Linked DNA regions of Mus musculus: region 1 is linked to region 2. The links are chromatin contacts, found by Hi-C or POLR2A ChIA-PET in ENCODE. All regions are on one chromosome and are shown on one strand. Each heading gives the region's core, a stretch centred on a gene start or an enhancer-like site at or near the end of the contact. The rest is flanking DNA. Distances are from core to core; before and after follow the strand shown. Region 1 has its middle 36 kb from the start of Csf2ra. Region 2 holds the start of Csf2ra (colony stimulating factor 2 receptor, alpha, low-affinity (granulocyte-macrophage)).

Evidence for each region. A loop is a pair of places that touch in the nucleus more often than their neighbours do. ChIA-PET counts read pairs that join two places held with the same protein, here RNA polymerase II (POLR2A).
Region 1: a map of mature B cell shows a loop between it and region 2 (2.6-fold over the local background). The contact joins the enhancer-like site here to the promoter of Csf2ra in region 2. A Hi-C loop is called at or near these places in 6 of 37 maps with a recorded cell type or tissue (Patski, T-helper 17 cell, T-helper 2 cell and 3 more). POLR2A ChIA-PET finds 5 or more read pairs at or near these places in 4 of 5 experiments (Patski and embryonic stem cell).

The regions. Positions count from the first base shown.
Region 1 is chr19:61,260,914-61,268,148 of GRCm38, forward strand. No RefSeq gene overlaps it. Among named protein-coding and RNA genes, the nearest start is that of Csf2ra, 36 kb to the left of the region's middle. Within about 2 kb of position 5,583, at least 1 of the 3 ENCODE cell types and tissues checked has a DNase peak (open chromatin) inside an H3K27ac peak, as active enhancers do.
Region 2 is chr19:61,224,825-61,231,432 of GRCm38, forward strand. It overlaps Csf2ra (colony stimulating factor 2 receptor, alpha, low-affinity (granulocyte-macrophage)), which reads right to left and starts at 3,594. Exons shown (of 12, transcript NM_009970.2): 1 at 3,515-3,594; 2 at 2,448-2,541; 3 at 2,206-2,360; 4 at 1,982-2,102; 5 at 1,701-1,830; 6 at 1,391-1,560; 7 at 1,104-1,231; 8 at 968-997; 9 at 699-828; 10 at 500-596; 11 at 309-390; 12 at 1-209. The coding sequence starts at 2,541. The coding sequence ends at 180.

The DNA.
Region 1 (7,235 bases), core at 4,333-6,832, 38 kb after region 2:
AATCAGGATCAGATTAATTACTTAAACAGTCCCATACCCCCTAAAGAAATAGAAACAGTTATTAATAGTCTCCCAACCCAAAAATCCCAGGACCAGATGGGTTTAGTGCAGAGTTCTATCAGACTTTCAAAGAAGACCTAATTCCAATACTCCTCAAATGATTCCACAAAAAAGAAACAGAAGTTACTCTACCCAATTCCTTCTATGAAGCCACAATCACTCTGATACCTAAACCACACAAAGATTCAACAAAGAGAACTTCAGACCAATTTCCCTGAACACAGAACATGCCCACAAGTGCTGGCAACACCCAGTACCTCACATTACTGTGGGCTATGCCCCACTGCTGACAAAGCCTTGAGGCATACCCATGGTGTAGAGGACCTATGTCACTCTGCTACACCTCTCTATGACCACTACTACTAGGAGACACTACAAAATTGTGGCCATGCCCCTCCTGGCCACACCCCTCTGCTGGCCATGCTTCACTCTACCATTTACTGATGGGCCTTGTTCAGTGTGTGCAGGAAGTCCCCGAGACCCCACCCACAGCAGGAAGTCCCTGAGGCCCCACCCACCTCCAAGAAGTTGTTCTGCCCCAGCTCCTGGCACATAATCCTGCTGGACCATGACCAGTTCATGGTATAGAAGATCCTGATCACAAGGTCAGGGTGGGGTCACAGGTATAACTGTCAGTGCAGGAGGGTCAGGGTGGGACCACAGGGTCAAGATGGAGGGTCACCAAGCACATCAGAATGAGGCTATAGAGAGTTAACATGACAGGTGTGGCTTCATTTGGGCATGTACGATGTGTATAGCTGTGGGTGTGGCCTTGGGTCTGGTCTTTGCTGTGTCCTTGTCTGTGGGTGTGGCTGTAGGCCTAACTGTTGGTGTGCATGTCCACAGGTGAGCACATCCCTCACCTTGGTGACATAGCACAAGTGGAACTCCAACCTCTCCTTTAGGAAGGACAGGTCCAGGTGCAAGTTCACTGCATCATGGGAGACAGAGGAAGGGGAGGTTTGGCAGAGTGGTTGGAGCTGGAGACAGGGCAAGGACAACAAATGGTGGTGGGGATGACATGAAGCGGGTCTACTCAGAACAAGATATAGAGGAAATCAGTTTGGTGGTTCCTGAGAAAATTGGACATAGCACTACTGGAGGATCCAGCAATACCACCCTTGGGCATATACCCAGAAGATGCTCCAATATGTAATAATGACACATGTTCTACTATGTTCATAGCAGCCTTATTTATAATAGCCAGGAGCTGAAAGAACCCAGATGTCTCTCAACAGGGGAATGGATACAGAAAATGTGGTACATTCTTAAAAACAATGAATTTATGAAATTCTTAGGCAAATAGGTGGATCTGGAGGATATCATCCTGAGTGAGGTAACCCAATCACAAAAGAACACATATGATATGCACTCACTGATGAGTGGATATTAGCACAGAAGCTCAGAATACCCAAGATACAATTCACAAATCACATGAAACTCAAGAAGAAGGAAGACCAAAGTGTGGATATCTGGATCCTTCTTAGAAGGGGGAACAAAATACCCATGGAAGGAGTTACAGCGACAAAGTTCAGAGTAGAGACTGAAGGAATGACCATCCAGAGACTGCCCCACCTGGGGATCCATCCCATAAACAACCACCAAAACCAGACACTATTGTGGATGCCAACAAGAGCTTGCTGACAGGAGCCTGATAAAGCTGTCTTCTGAGAGGCTCTGTCAGTGCCTGACTAATACAGAAGTGGATGCTCACAGTCATCCATTGGATGGAGCACAGGGTCCCCAATAAAGGAGCTAGAGAAAGGACTCAGGCAGCTGAAGGGGTTTGTAGCCCCATAGGAGGAACAACAATATGAACTAACCAGTACCCCAGAATTCCCTCCAACCAAAGAAATGGTGGGACTCATGGCTCTAGTTGTTTATGTAGCAGAGGATGGCCTAGTCGGTTATTGATGGGAGGAGAGGCCCTTGGTCCTGTGAAGGTTATATGCCCCAGTATAGGGGAATGCCAGGGCCAGGAAGAGCGAGTGGGTGTGTTGTTGAGCAGGGACATCTGGGTTGTTGTTTCCAACTTCTGGCTATTACAAATAAGACTACTCTGAACATAGTGGAACACATGTCCTTATGGTATGGCGGATTATCTTTTGGGCATATGCCCAGGAGCAGTATAGCTGGGCCTTCTGAATGAAACATTTTCAATATTCTAAGGAAGTTTCAGACTGATTTCCAGAGTTGTTGTAGCAGTTTGCAATCCCTCTAGCAATGGATGAGTGTTCCTCTTTCTCCAAGTCCTCACTAGAATGTGCTATCACTTGAATTTAGATCTTAACCATTCAAAGTCCTTAGTCGCTATGGAAATGAAAACAAAAAGCACCCTGATATTCTACATTACCCCCTACACCAATTTAGTGTATTTTTTCCAGTTTTTTCTTTTTTTATTATTTTTATTAGATATTTTCTTTATTACATTTCAAATGTTATCCCCTTTCCTTGTTTCCCCTCCAAAACCACTCTATCCCTTTCCCCCACCCCTGCTCACCAACCCATGCACTCGCACTTCCTTACTTGAGGGGCTACCTCTTCTGTCTTGTATGTTTTTTTCACCATGTAGAAAGACTTTGTCTCTCATAAATGAACGAATACAGAAAAAGATATTCATCCATCTTTACATGCATTACATTCATGCATGCATGTACAATGGCTCAGTGGACAAAGCTGCTGGCTGTTAATGTATAGGTAAAATATTAAGGCCTAGATGGAATGTTAAGGACTGAGGAAACTATTAAGGCCTAGATGGAATGTGAAGGCCTATGTCAGATTAGTTAAGGGCTAGGTAATCTCTTACCTGTTTAGCCTGCCATTTTGTACTGTTAACTACTATTATAAGGACACTTTCTCATAGCTTGTTTCTGCTGTTACTGCCAGAATTGATTACATATTCTCATTGGATGTGTCCTCAGAAACTAATCATGATAAAAGCCGATCAAATGGCTTCCTTTGTTCTATAGTTATCTGCAAAAGGCTTGGACCCAAACCAACCACCCAGCAGCATTTCCTGCACCCACCCATGTATACACTTTTCTGGCATTTGCTCTTAGAAGCTGCCCTGGGGATGGACCCCCAACACAAGAGAGACACCCGCACCTATTCAGTGCAGAGACTACTTGGAATCAGACTTCTATTTTGAGTAGGGTGTGAGTGAGTAAAGTGTAAGTTCCCAAGGCCTCCCAGGGAACTGACATCTTACTTGGAAGAAAGAGACTTGTATGTGGGCAACTGACTTCCTGGTTTGCAAGTTAAGACATGAATGTTAGACAAGGCAAGTCCCCCTGCCACAGTCAAGTACCCCAACTAATGGGAGCAGGATAAGTATATAACAAAGATATGTTTCTAAGGAATTCCCCTATCCCTAAGTCCAGATTGGTGGAATAACTTGGTATAGATGTTTTGTGGATTTTAGGCATAGAAACCCTGTAGGATCTTCACTCTAGGTCACAGTTCAGCTCTGGAACCTGAATTGTGGCCCTGACTGATAAGTACTGGGACATATGCAGTTCTGCACAGACAGTCAGACAGAGGGACAGACAGACAGACAGAGGGACAGATGGACACACACACACACACACACACACACACACACACACACACACACACACACCTGCTAGCCAAGATGCCTGACGACCTGATTTTATTAGTGTGTGTGTGTCTCCATGGCCAAGCTAGCACCCCCCCCCCCAGAATTGTGTTTCAGAGATCCTTATTTATTTCTTGTGCCTGTGCTTGTATATGACCTAGGCTACACTTCCTGAAAACCAAACCAAACCAAACCAAACCAAACCAAACCAAACCAAACCAAACCAAACCAAACAAGTATGGCTGCCTGCCTGCCTATGAAGAGAAATGATATCACGAATCAACTAAAACTATCTCCTAAGTCTTCCTGTTTCTCTTTCTTTTCTATCTTCTTTCTTTTTTCTTTTCTTTTCTTCTCTCTCTCTCTTTTCTTTTCTTTTTAAATTTTATTTTTATTTTTTTCATACAGGGTTTCTTAGTGTAAGCAGTCCTGGCTGTCTTGGATCCCACTTTGTAGACCAGACTGTAACCTGTAAGAGCCTGCTTCTGCTTTTCAAATGCTGGCATGAAAGTTGTACACCACTATGACCAGCTAAGATTCTTATCTTTTTTTTCTTTCCCCTTTCTTTCTATGATTCTAGCTTTTACCAGGCAGTGGTGGTAGCAGAGGGAGGTGGTGGATCACTGTAATTTTGCAGCTAGCTTAGTCTACAGACTGAGTTACATCAAAGGAGTTCCAGGATGACTGATTATATTTATCTTTTATTATGCATTTTAATTAAAATTAACCAAAAGAATTTAGAATGACTGATTCAGGGTCTGGCATTTTAACGTATTATACAAAAGCAGGAGAAAAAACCATGAGGCTGTCTGTGGATGGTCTAGGGTTCTGGCTGTTTTTGGGAGCTTCCTTGTCATGAGCTTTGCACATGCAAACTGGGCCACCTAGAGGCTGGTAAAGGCAGCCTGGAAACAAAAGCAACCTGGAACAGTAGGTCACATGATGGCCAGCCACCTCCATCTTGATGAGGTCTGTCAGTGGACAAGATGGCTGCCATCCACATGTGGTCTTCCATCTTGGTGAGGTCAATGTGCAACTGAGTGACAGAACAAGGAAGTAGAAACAGACACACAGGCACAACACGTTCATTCTGTTTTTGGATAAAAGACACACAATTTTTATTATTTACAGTAAGCCTTAAACAGCACTACAAGAGCCGGCCAGATATTTACCCTCTATGTGATAAGAATTTTCTTTTTTCTTCTTTTAATTCTCAGGACCTGCATGGTGGGTTCTCCTAGGTTCTGGTGCCCTCTTCTGGCATGCAGGCATATAGGCAGCAGATAGAGCACACAAATACATACATTGAAAACTAATAATAATAATAACCAATAAATGAAAAGAAAAAAGATTGTAGCTTCTGCCCAGCTGCATGGGTAGCAGAGGCAGGCAGGCAGAGAGGACCTCTGTAAGTTTGAGGCTACCCAAGCCTACAGAGCAAATTCCAGGCAGGGCTGCTGAGGTACACCAAGAGAAACCCTACTTTGAAGCAAAATAAGACAAAGCAGAAAAGGTTCTGGCTTTTATTTTACAGACATATTTTTCTTCTAGTACTATTGACTATCAAACTTTGATCATGAAGGCACGTTGGATTTTATGACAGAATTTGTATGTGTGTGTGTTATATTTCAGCTGTGATTGCTGTCACTTGTCATCTAGTGGGCTTGTGTTTGGTTTCTTTCTTTCCATGTCATCTATCAAGTCGGGGCCATAGCACCCTTTCAGCCTCAGAAATCCAGAGCTCACTGACTCCTGGAGAAAGGGTGCTAGGGGAGAAGGAAAAAAGAAATCTCTGGGGCAGGGGCAAGACTTGAGCCTTCTGGTCGACCTGATCAAGCTGCCACCAACCCTACCATTTTTCCTAATAGGGCGTACAGCAACAACCCCTGCCCTGTAGATCTCCCGGTACAACCTCCTTGGTAGAGACTCTCTATCTCCGAGATGCACCCGCCTGCTTGCCCGACCCTGGCCGCCTCATCGCAGGCACTTCCCTGTCCTGTGTCACCAACCGGAGAAGGCAGGAGCGTTGCGGAAACTTGTCAACACTAGGTGTCGCCCGTCAACAACGGTCTGGATCAACTAAACAAACCAATACAGATCGCTCACGCGCCGCCACATTCACTCACTTATTCCGTCTCTCCCGACGGTCCTCCCTAGCTTGGGGGGGTGGGGGGGGGGCGGGGAAGGGGAAGGGGTGGGGGACGACACTCACGCACGCATGATGGAGCAGCGTACCCACTCACCACTTCTCCCGAGTGGCACAAACGGTCCCCATCGTCCCACCCGAACATAGCGAACGCGGGCTGGACTCAGACACCCAAAAACGAATGTATGACAGGGAGCTGTGAAAACAGGCGAAATCACTCTCTAAGTCAAAGTACGTGGCTAGCGAATCGGTCAGCGGGGCAAGGGAACAGGCACAATTAGGGGAAGGGGCTACAGTAAGGGGAAGGGAGCATCTAAGCACGGTGGAAGAGGAGGGTGGCTCGCGATCTCAGTTCCACTCCATTTAGGTCTCATTTTAAAAACACTACCGCTTGGGGTTTGTTGTTTTCTGGTGCTCGCTGCCACCCGCCCGCCGGCCACCCTCCCGCCCTCATCGAACCCATGTGATATACACACAACATGGCCCCTGCACCCACAGCTCAGAGAACATGTAAAGGGACTAGAAGATGGTAAAATCTGGAGGACTAAGTTGCCTGCTGAGAAACAGCGTCTTCTCTGTAATAGTGGAGTTGCACCTGAGACAACTTAACAGGTGAGTCACCTAAGTAAGACTTACAAAATGACATGACCAGTTGGCATGCCATAGGAAGGGGGAAATGTTCACATGTCCACACACCTAAGTGGAGAACTACATACATTCAACTGATGCTGAGAGATGGAGATTCAGACTTCCACGTTATCTGACACAGTCATTTATCCTTGGCATCAGGAATACTTTTGTTTTGCATACATCTATGAGTCTGAACATTTATGTGGATAAACATTAATCAACCAATCAACAAATCAATCAATTATAAAAGAAACATGACCTGTGCACATATCTCTGAATAGTAGGGTGTGAGCCATTCTGTTCTCCATGAGAGTCCTGTCAATACTACATAGCTTAAGCTCCCTTAAGAGATGCACTTAGGAGAAATCAAATTAGATTTTTAAAAATATTTTTTATTACATATTTTCCTCAATTACATTTCCAATGCTATCCCAAAAGTCCCCCATACCCTCCCCCCCGACTTCCCTACCCACCCATTCCCATTTTTTTGGCCCTGGCGTTCCCCTGTACTGGGGCATATACAGTTTGCGTGTCCAATGGGCCTCTCTTTCCAGTGATGGCTGACTAGGCCATCTTTTGATACATATGCAGCTAGAGTCAAGAGCTCCGGGGTACTGGTTAGTTCATAATGTTGTTCCACCTATAGGGTTGCAGTTCCCTTTAGCTCCTTGGGTACTTTCTCTAGCTCCTCCATTGGGAGCCCTGTGATCCATCCATTAGCTGACTGTGAGCATCCACTTCTGTGTTTGCTAGGCCCCGGCATAGTCTCACAAGAGACAGCTATATCTGGGTCCTTTTGATAAA
Region 2 (6,608 bases), core at 2,344-4,843:
ACAGGATGAGACTGGACACGCCCACTTTGGTGATTGATGAACAGGGCAACAGGGGTCCAGTCACACCAGACGTGGGGGTGGGGAGCGGTCACGATGACGTCTATCAGCATCGCTTCATGACATCAGTTGATGTCATGAAGTTTAAGTCCTTCCTGTCAGTCACGTTGGGGGCGGGACGTCTAGGGCTGCAGGAGGTCCTTCCTGAGGGTCTGGGGGGGGGGGGTGGACGGGGGTCAGAGGTCACGCCTTGGGTTACAGGGGACAAGCCTCGCGCCCCACCCCCACCACGAGCGCTTGTGACTTTTGACCTCAGGGTTCACTCGCACGTCGTCGGACACCTTGTCCCTGATCCCTGGGATGGGCGGGAAGAGTCGGCGCGTCACCTCGAACCTGAGGGAGAGGGCAGGGCAGGGCAGGGCAGAGTTCACAGTGGCCATCCCCCTGCCTCACTCTCTCCATCCCGGCCATCCCCCTGCCTCAGCCCCCGCCGTCGCCCCACCTCCTGCACGTCACTCCGAGCGCCAGCGCGCACAGTAGGACTGCGCAGGCTGTCACTGCATACAGGAGCGCACCGGGCACTCGCGTGTCCTCAGCCTCTGTGGGGTGGGAGGGAGAGGTCAGGGGACCGGAAGTAGCGCGTTCGCAGTGGACGCGGAGGGCGGGTCTCCCGGGGAGTGGGCGGGGCCTCCACACATCACCGAGAGGATGGGCGGGACTCCATTCGCCCCAGTGCTTCATCCTCGTGTCGCCCGCGCGCACCTTGACCTTGTGACCTCCGTGGGGGGCGGGGCTGGGGAAGGCGAGGCGGGTCTCCTCCACGACGAGCACCTGGGGGGTGGGGCCGGAAGTACGAAACCTGTCCCAGTGAGTCCGCGACTACGCCCACCCACACCCAAGCCCATCCCCCTGCCTCAGGTCCTCTCCATCCCCGCCATCCAGGTCATGCCCCTGCATCAGCTCAGGTCACCTTCCGGGGTGTGCTTCCTGGCTCTGCGCTCTGCGGGAGGGATGGGGGCGTGGCTGAGCATTTGGGAGCGTGGCCAGCGAGCCCTTGGCCTCCGCCCCTCCTTCAGGCCCCGCCAACTTGGAGAGGCCCCGCCCACCTGCCACTGGACCTCAAACTGGAAGTCCCGGGCCGTCAAGGATGCCCAGGTCGAGGGCGGGGCCCACGAGACGGTGCAGTGGGAAGAGTTACAGGACGCGGTGACGTCACGTGGGGGACCGAGTCGCTCTGTAAGGGCGGGAAGCGTGGCCGGGGCTGTCACTCACAATTCCCGCCTCATGCTTGCCAATCATGCTCACAAGCCCCGCCCACAAACGTCACTCAACCTCATGCCCGCATGCCAATCAGGCTCACAAGCCCCGCCCCCGCTCACAAGTCCAACCCCACCGAGCGCCTTCGTAGCCACCACGTCGTCCAGGAACCGCACTGGCCCCGCACCGCTCCGACCGGTCACGACCAAGTAGGCCTCACTCCCCAGCAGTGACAAGTCGTTCGCAATGCACTGTGTGATGACGTCATCCCCGGGGTCGGCCATGCATCGCGCCACGTCGTGACCCCTGGAGAGAGGCGGGGCGGGGTCAGAGGGCCAGCGATGACGTCATAGCGGGTTCAGGGCTCACGTCACCGGCGACGTGATGACGTGATTGGCCAACCACACCCACGATGCATGAGGGCCCCGCCTGAGGTCACTGCTCACGTGGAGTTGAGGACTCGCAGCGAGTACCGGACGTCCGCGGGCGCCGCTGGCCCCTCCCGCCACGCGCAGGAAAGGAAGCGCGCGGCTCGGATCTCGCAGGTCAGGTTCTCCGCCCCCGAGCCCGCCGCGCCTGACAAGATGGCCGCCGTGAGCCCGACCGGAAGTCGCCAGGCGTCGTCGCTGGTTGCTGGCGATGACGACGCCGGTTGCCGGCGGTGACGTCATCGCTTGCCGGCGTTCGCGAGCGATGACGTCACCGGGACGCTCCCGGCCCTGCCCACCTTCGTTGACGAAGCTCAGCCTCCAGTGCGCGGCCGCGCCCCCGACCGTGCCATTGACATCCAGCGTGACACCGTGGTGCAGCGCCATCATCCTCCTGAACCAGCAGCGGCAACCGAAGGGCTGCGGGGGGGACAGGGAGTGGGAGGGTGGGGGAGCGCATTGGGGTCACGACCGGAAGTGACATCATTGCGGGACAAGGCCCTCTCTCCCTACCCCCACGTACCGAGACTCGCCGGTGTATCCCCGCCTCCCGCGAGGTCACGGTGCATGACGTCACCGTGACGTTCCCCGCGGCGGTGTCGCAGGCCCAGGTCAGCGTCCGAGTCCAGGGGTCGAAGGTCAGGTTGAGGGCGGAGCCGGCGTCCGGTGTGGTCGGAGCTGGAAGGGGGAGGAGGGTGAGGTGGCTCTGTTGGACGCGGCCCCGCCCACCGTGACTTCCGACCCCGCCCACCTAGCGTCACTAACCCAGAAGGGCCTGAGTTCCCGGAAGCAGTAGCGTGGAGAAGAGCAGGGCGAGCTGAGCCAGGGGGGTGATGTTCATGGCATGTGATGACGTCATCTGTCAGTCAGATGAGTGGGCAGAGCCGAGGTGTTATCCTGTCTGGCGCACTAGGGTGGGCGGGGCATTCTCTGGCCCCGTCCCACCCACTCACTACAGCATGATTTGTGGTGGGTACAGAGGCTGGGCTCTGCCATCTGAGCCATGCCCCTGTCTCAGCTCCTCTCTTGGTGACGTTATCCTATTGATTCCCCGTGAATCTTTGCTTATATGTGGACCCGCTTTGTCCGCGCGGTGGGGAGGCGGTCGAGGGGATCGGGGGTCGCCCTGCCTGCCTGTGGCCTGACTGTGTGTAGGTCAGACCCTTTCCCCCTCACGCTCCACCGCCGCCTGGACCCGCCTTTCCCCAACCCCGCCGTGCTCCAAGCTCAGCTGCAGCCACTTCCTTTTCTCCAGTCCCCACTTCCTGTCGGGCCAAGGACGCTCGCTCGCGGGGAGTGGGGAGGGCGGGGGCGGCGTCCGCGGGGTCTCCGCAGTCGGGCTTAGGGGCGATCCGCAACTCCCCGCTTCCCCCACCCCCCACCCCCGCCCCGGGCTTTGGAGGAAACGCACTTGAAGCCATCCCCCTGCCTCAACTCCACCATCTCCAGACCCCTGACTCCTGGAGGTGAACCACATCTCCTGACCCCAGTACTACACAGAGGTCAGAGGTTGCGGGGGATTGGCAGGCGGAGGCCACGCCCCCCAACTCCGGCTTCTAAGCCCCCCTTGGCCTCTGTTACCTCTGACCCCACCCCAAACCATCCCCAGGGCTCAGACCCACGGGTGGTGGGGACCTTGTACCCGAGACCCAGGGCACACACAGTAGGTCTGCATGTCCCACTGCCCCCCCCTTCCGGTCTCTCCGTCCCCTAGCCCCATCGTTTTCTAAACCCCAGGGTGTGCTGGGCACACAGTAGGGCCAGGTGGGAGGGGCTTCTGGGTGACGTCATGTCAGGCAGGGTGAGGTGGAAAGGGGTGGAGGGGCTCTGACCTGAGACAGGGGGCTTCCTGCGATGGATGGTGAGGCCTGGGCGCAGCGTCTGTGTCCGTCCGTCTGTCCGTCTGTCTCCCGCTTCCTCTTCCTCATCTGCAGGTTGGGAAACCTAGAGGGGAAGGAACAAGGCAGGCAGGGGTGGGTGGCTGGGTGGGGCCCGGTGACGTCACCGGGGGCGGGGTCCGAGTGTCCCGTGCAGGCAGCATGATGTCAAATGCGCACAGTAAGTATACGCGCCAGGCGGTTGGCCCGCTGTGTGACGCCATGCAACCTCGTGCAGTGGGGCAGCACACCGGGACGTGAGCCTACTGTGTGGCTGTTCGGGCGCGTCACACTGCCACGCACACAGCCTGGCTACACACGGTGTGACGTCAGTCACTGCATCTGACCCCTTGTGGACACAGTGTGACCACTCAGCACAGTGTGACATCACCGACAGTCTTACCCTGATGCACACAGTGTGACCACACATGTGAGCACGCGCTTACACAGTGGGAAGACTCTGACATGCAAAGTCTTGATCCTGTTGATCATATTGATAAGGGTTAGGTTCAACAGGTGATCCTTAGGTTCACATCTCCTTGCGTCATCGTTAATTTCCAAATTGGGGAAAACCAAATCTGGATGAAACGGACAATTTTCTACACAGCACAGGCACCACAGTTAAAATCACGGAAGCCACCTAACGGTCCCAGGACCCAGAACCCAGAGACAGCTGTGAAGTCTCCCACCCAAGACAGCCCAGGGTCAGGCGGGCCTGGTGGATGCTTCCACCCAGCTCATTCTGTGAAGCCACACACACACACACACTGCGCGGAGATGGACGTTTCTGTAAAATCAGGAACTCGTCACAATTTCTGTCCACAGAGGACTCATGAGAGATTTTCTGTCGTGTTTAATGTTCCAAACAGATTTTAAAAACTGGTAGAGTGTGTATTAATGTCTGCTTCCGAAGATGTCATGTACATTTAAGAGGCATTTAAACTATTATGAATTATTTTAATGACTTTAAAAATATCAATACTGAGTTGTATGTTTTAAGATAAATTTTATTAGTTTTAAAAACCTACATGGTATTGTGGGGAATTGCAGGCTGGTCTCCAGTCGATCTGAGGTCTGAACCCCGATAGTCATAATTCACCCTCATGACACGGTAGGCATTCCCTCATGCTCCTTACCACCTCCCACAGCCCCAAGAGAAGCATGGTCAATCTGACCTTCAGGCTAAACTCCTCCCCAGTTACCTAGCAACAGGGAAGACCATAAAAAGGGGTGCTTAGCCCCCACCTCGCTCTCTTACTCCTTTGTCCTCTCACCTCTCACTTCTCTCACTTCTCTCCTCTTCCCTTTCTCTTTGTCTTCTTCTTTCCTCTCCTCTCTCCTTCTTTCTCTTTCTCTCTAGCCTTTCCTCCCTCCCCCCTCTCCTCTCTCTTCTACCTTCTCTCTTTCCCCTGAATTTCTATAATAAAGCTCTTAAACCATAGAGTCTCTGCTCTGCTCCATCAAGGCCCACTGCACACTCTGGTTAGTGTTGGGAACTTCTTCCCCCATTCCCTCTCTCCCACAACCCTGGTGGCTTTAGCAAAGTAGCTCTGGGTGGGGGGTCCCGTGGCAGGGCTGCCCCTTGGCCACCCCCTGAAGAGTGGGATAGAGGAATGCCCACCCAGGGATGAGTAAATAGGGTAGGTAGCAGCCCTCCCACACCTGACTGACCAGAGAATAGGGAAACTCTGGCGGGGTGTGGGTATCTTTTTCCTATCCTACTTACCCCCACCCCCACCCCAGGCCTCCCCTTTATTTTGTCCCCAACATGGTATTGGTACAGAGGCAGACATGTTGATCAGTGGAATAGAATTGAAGAACCAGAAATAAAACCACACACTTATGGTCACTTCATCTTTGACAAAGACGCCCCCCCCAAAAAAAAACAATGGAAAAAAGAAAGCATCTTCACTAAATGGTGCTGGTCTAACTGTCTGTCTGTCTGTAGAAGAATGAAAATAGACCCATATTTATCACCTTTCACAAAGCTCAAGTGCAAGTGGACCAAGGACCTCAACATAAAACCAGATGCACTGAATCTAGTAGAAGAGAAAGTGGGAAAGAGCCTTGACCTCATTGGCACAGGGGGAAATTCCTAAACAGAGCTCCATCACCCTCTCATGTTAAAAGTCTTGAGGAGAGCAGGAAATCAAGGCATACACCTTAACATAATAACAGTAATATACTACAAACAATAGCCAACATCAAATTAAAAGGAGAGAAACTTGAAACAATCCCACTAAAATCAGAGACTAGACAAGGCTGACCGTTCTGTCCCTATCTGTTCAGTATAGCACGTGAAGTTCTAGCTTGGGGAATAAGATGAAAGAGGAAGCTCAAGAGGATGCAAATTGGAAAGGGAGAAGTCAGGGATCACTACATGCAGATGATATGATAGTATACAAAAATCTACCCTCAAAATTCTACCAGAGAACCCCTACAGTTGATAATAACTTCAACATAGTGATTGAATATATAATTAAGTCAAAGAAATCAGTAGTCTTCCTTTAAAAAAAAGATAAGCACACAGAGAAAGAAATTAGGGAAACAACCCCTTCACAATAGCTGCAAATATTATAAAATGTCTTGGTGTAACTCTAACCAAGCAAGTGAAATATCTATATGGTCAGAGCTTGAAATCCCTGAAGAAAGAAATTGGAGAAGACCTCAGATGATGGAAAGATCATCCATGCTAATGGATCTGTAGGATTAATATATTAAAAATGTGTGTCTTACCAAAAGAAATATATAGATTCAATGCAGTTCCCATCAAAATCTCAACATAATATTTTAAAACCTTGAAAGAGCAACTCAAAACTACATATGGAAAAACAAAACCCCAGGATAGCCAAAATAATACTGGACAATAAAAGAACTTCTGGGAAAATCACCATTCCAGACCTCAAGTTGTACTGCTTTACAGTCTTGATTAAAACTGGCTGGTATTGGTACACAAACAGACAGATTGGTCAGTGGAATAGAACCAATAACCAGAAACAAACCCACATATGTATGGATACTTGATTATTTGCAAAGAACCCCAAACCAT